Linked DNA regions of Homo sapiens: region 2 is linked to region 1. Evidence: read pairs that join two places in POLR2A ChIA-PET (ENCODE). Cell type or tissue: GM12878. All regions are shown on one strand.

Evidence for each region. Peaks named below come from ENCODE experiments on the same cell type or tissue, not always from the same donor. Only the 100,000 strongest peaks of a DNase experiment are listed, where the experiment ranks them.
Region 2: POLR2A ChIA-PET joins it to region 1 with 7 read pairs; 2 of 35 experiments call an interaction of 5 or more read pairs at or near these places.

The regions. Positions count from the first base shown.
Region 1 is chr4:48,812,956-48,815,455 of GRCh38, reverse strand. It overlaps a transcript of OCIAD1 not described here. Among named protein-coding and RNA genes, the nearest start is that of OCIAD1, 17 kb to the left of the region's middle. In GM12878, no CTCF peak of the experiment used is centred here; a DNase peak (open chromatin) is centred at 1,302; H3K4me3 peaks cover 715 bases; H3K27ac peaks cover 101 bases.
Region 2 is chr4:48,741,920-48,744,419 of GRCh38, reverse strand. The region is part of intron 1 of FRYL (FRY like transcription coactivator); the gene reads left to right. Among named protein-coding and RNA genes, the nearest start is that of FRYL, 37 kb to the left of the region's middle. In GM12878, no CTCF peak of the experiment used is centred here; no DNase peak of the experiment used is centred here.

The sequences.
Region 1 (2,500 bases):
TTTCATGCAAATGAAGTTTCAAGACAATTACCTCCCAGCTATTTCTTGCAAATACATTGTCAATCCTGAGTCTTGTCTAGAGAGAAATCTTGCATCTGCCACTGTGTGAATTTCTTCTAGAAATAATTTATTCTTTTCTTTTTTTTGAGATGGAGTCTCACACTGTTCCCCGGGCTGGAGTGTGGCGCGACCTCAGATCACTGCAACCTCCGCCTTCTGGTTTCAAGCAATTCTCCTGCCTCAGTCTCCTGACTAGCTGGGATTACAGGTGCACACCACCACATCCGGGTAATTTTTTGTATTTTTAGTAGAGATGGGGTTTCACTATGTTGGCCAGACTGGTCTCGAACTCCTGACCTCATGATCTGCCCACCTCAGCCTCCCAAAGTGCTGAGATTACAGGCGTGAGCCACTGCACCCAGCCTCTTCTAGAAATGGTTTAAGAGGACTTCACAAATCCTGGACTCCCAGAATGTATCTTAATATATAGACTATTATTTTGAGGCATATTTTGTTCTTGTTTTCCTTTTTTCAGCAGAAGATGAAGAGAAGCATCAATAAAATCATGGAGCCCATGTGTCAGTATGAATATGAACCTAAGAAGAATCTATTAATACCTCTGAGATACTAAATCATATAAAGTTATAAAGTACCTAACACAGCATCCAGGACTTGGTTTGCATGCAGAAAATGTGAGTTCTTTTTTGTTTTTCTTGAAGATTTAAAGTACTAGAAAGGAGTTTGGAAAAGAGAGAGAGAGAGGTAAGCATAAAAGTGATATAGCCTATATTGTTAATTTAGAACCATTCCCGGTAAACTATTGCAAATAATTTGTCTAACTTTGTAATTAAAATTTAAAACAAAAAGTTTATTTTTAAGGGGAAAATAGGGCTTCCAGTGATCATTATTCCAGCTCTAATCGATGCTGTTGTGTAAATTATGTTATTTTTGTTTTTGCCTTAATTCCAGCTCTATCTCCAATATTCTGAGTATTGCATTCAAACACCAATCTGTCTACTTTGTTATAAATATGAAGAGTCAGCTCTCAGTCAAAAGTTAGAGGAGAGTTTTTTCCACGTCTAGGTGACTTTATAATTTCACTATAACAAATATTTGAAAAAAAAAAAAAAAGGCTTTCTGAATAGCCATACTCTGCTTTTCTTTCTTGGACAGTTTCATTTTCAGGCAGAGGCAAGGATTAAAAAAAAAAAAAAAACCCCTCCACAGGAGGTGACCCTTTCTACAGTGCTCCTCATGCTGTCAATCAAACCGAGAACCATCTGTCCCTCTTTAGATTTCAGGAGCCATCTTGCACATCTGCTGTGCCTTTTCTATTGCCACTTATAGAACACACTAAGAGCTGTTAGATGAATTAGGGGAACCAGAGTGCAGCTGCATGTAGCTGGTTTGAATTTTGCAGCTGGGTCCTACACATCAATCTCAGTCTTAAAAAATTTTTTTAATGAGATTAGAACTACAAAATTATTTATTTATTAATAGTAACTTCTAAGAAAGTGGGTCTTAAATTTTTATTCTCTGAAAGTTTAAAACATATATTTTTACAACTCTCACCAAATGTTTAAAATTCAAGCCAACTGTAACATTTAAATAGTTATTCACGAGCTCCTCTTAAGAAAAAGTGTCACATGAAAAAAAGTTTTTAAAACTTTGACATAAGCCAAATACTTTCTGATATAGAAGTAAGTTTGATGCCTGTTATAGAAATGCTAGAAGTTTGCAGGCCACAAAACTAAAATATTAGCAGCTTTAGGCCAGTTTTTGTTTGTTTGTTTCCCCTTTGGGACAGGGTCTCACTCTGTCACCCAGGCTGGAGCACAGTGGATCTGATCCCCAGTTCACTGCAACCTCCACCTCCCCGGCTCAAGTGAGCCTCCCATCTCAGCCTCCCAAGTAGCTGGGACTACAGGCACATGCCACTACGCCCAACTAATTTTTGTATTTTTTGTAGAGACGGGATATCACCATGTTGCCCAGGCTGGCCTCAAACTCTTGAGTTCAGGCGATCCACTCACCTCCGCCTCCCAAGGAGCTGGGATTACAGGCGTGAGCCACCACCCCCAACCAGTTGCTGCAGCATTTTCATATGCCTGTAGGATAACACTTACCACATCACAATTGTTTGTTTACCTGTTTTGCCCACAATACTGATTCTTACAAGTAAAGGGAACCCCCACACCATATCAACAGTATCACGTATACCAGACTCTTTCAAAAATGTTTCATTAAATGAAAAATCATAATATGTAATAGAAAAAGTGTTGCGATATTTCTTGAAAGATGCAATCGGAATTCCACAGGCTCTTAACTTGACATCCATCCCGCATCATGCCAGATAGAGGTCATGACAAGAGCCTGTGGAATTCTTCTGCACCTGTACCCGTATAGTATGTTTTCCTCTATGACACACACAGCTCTTCTGCCTGTGCTCCTATCCAAGACCAGCCCTGTACTTGAGAGGTAGATTCCATCCTCTCTCACC
Region 2 (2,500 bases), 71 kb after region 1:
TTCCTTGTCATTTATAATGCCTGTTAGTTTCACAGGCTGACTGGCTTTCTTTCCTTCTTTTCTTCCTCTCTCCTTCCCCTCCTTCAACAATATATAATAGCTTTATTAAGCTGTAATTCATATACCATAAAATTCACCTTTGCAAAGTATACAATCCAGTGGATTTTAGTATTTTTACAGAGTTGTGTAACTATCACCAATGTCTAATTTTAGACCATTTATATCACCCCCAAAAAGAAATTTCTTACCCATTAGCAATCACCCCCCTCCCCTACTAATTCGTACTATTTCTATATATTTGGTCACAGGCTTTCTTAACATTCTTAGTAAATACATTTACTGACCTATTAATTACAGAAATTCATCTAGATGCTCACATAGGTTGTGTTAGGGTTCTGCAGAGAAACAGAACCAAAAATGTGTATGTGTGCAGTGCACACACATGTACACATGTATATGGGGGTGGTGGGAAGACAGGGAAAGGGAGAGTTGTTAAATTGTTAAATTTTTAAAAATTGGCCCAAGTGATAGTGGAGGCTTGACAAGTCAAAAATCTGCGGGGTAGGCTGGAGACCCAGGGAAGAGTTGTAATTCAGTCAGCTAGCAGAATTCCCCCTTCTGAAAAGGTCAGTCTTTCTCCATCAGGGCCTTCAACTGATTGGATGAAACCCACCCTTTTGGAGAGTAATCTGCTTTACTCAGAGTCTACTGATTTAAGTGTTAATCTCATATAAAAAATATCTGGACAGAAACATCTAGAATAATGTTTGACCAAACATGTGGGTACCATGGACTAGCCAAGTTGACACATAAAATTAATCACACAAGTATTCACTGAGATGTTTAAAGGTAGAAAAGTAGAAAGAGCATTGAATTAGGGAACAGGAGAATTACTTTCTGGTCTTGGTATTACCAGTGAGAGCTTTATCCATGGGCAAACATTTCTGGGCTGTAAGTTTCCCTATCTGTTAAACAAGAGGTTCAACTTGATCAGGTTTCCTTTCTTGAATTATTATATGGAAGCTTGATATTTAAACAAAAAAGCTTGAAAAAACAAGCTAAGTCATCTCTAAGCCTCTTTGAACTTATTGAACCCCTGTAATTGTTATAGTTCTGATTCTGGATTTGTGATTTTTAGGTGTGACGTGGTTTTCTAGGAAAAGTAACACCTAGATAAGAATTTAGTGAAAGGCTTGTAAATTCAGTGTTCTTTCTACTTTTCTGCCTTTGATTACATAATAGATTAGCATTGCCCTAATTCAATTCTCTTTCTACTTTTCTACCTTTAAACATCTCAGATTGTCTGAGTGTGGTGGCTCACACCTGTAATCCCAGCACTTTGGGAGGCTGAGTCAGATGGATCACTTGAGGTCAGGAGTTCAAGACCAGCCTGATCGACGTGATGAAACTCTGTCTCTAGTAAAAAAAAAAAAAAAAAAAAAAAAATTATCCAGGCGTGGTGGCGCACACCTGTAATCCCAGCTACTTGGGAGGTTGAGGCAGGAGAATCACTTGACCCCAGGAAGTGGAGGTTGCAGTGAGCCAAGATTGTACCATTGCACTCCAGCCAAACTCTGTCTCAAAAAACAAAAAACAAAAAAACAACAAAAAATCTCAGATTACCCTCCAAAAGGGTGGGACAAGTAAAATCACTCTTGGCAAATTGAAATTTCTGTAAACAATTGGTATTATGTGTAGTTTTAATGATTGGAGTTTTTTGGGGGCTAGTGATGGTACCTGAGAGCACTTTATTTTGTTCAGGCATGAATAATGCCTGAATTGGATTGTGCTAGTGCATGACTAATACTAAGAATGAATAGCAGTCCTGAGTTGGTCTGTTACAGTAGGGAATAACTGACAATATCAATCTATTTTAAATACCATAAAGATGATATTCAGAGCTGTGAGACTGGATAAGTTGGAGTATAGATAGAAAAGAGGTCCAGAGACTGAGTCCTGTGGCATCCAACATGATGAAGTTGGGAGAGTAAGAACTAGGAATGAAGATTGAGAAGGACTGGCCAGTGGAGGAAAACTTACACAATGTGATGTCCTGGAAGCCAAATGAGGGAACAGTTTCAAGGTCAACAGCATTTTATGTGCTAATTGGTTAAGTAAAATGAAGACTCCAAATTGTGTTAAGTAAAACTTCATGCTACTAAAAATTAACGTCAGACTTTAAAAGGTGCACAACATATAAAGTAAAAAAAATTCTTTCTCATTGAAAAAAGACAACTTTTCAGAGTAGTTTCAGGTTCACAGCAAAATTGAGAGGAGGGTACAGAGACTTCCTGTTTCCTTCCTGCTCCCACACATGCATAGCCTCCATTGTCAACATACCCCTCCAGGGGGGTACATTTGCTACAATTAATGAAGCTATATTGATACATCATTGTTACCCAGAGTCCATAGTTTACATTAGGGCTCACTCTTTGGTGTTGTACACTCCATGGGTTTGGACAAACTTCTAATGACATGTATCCACTATTATAGTATACAA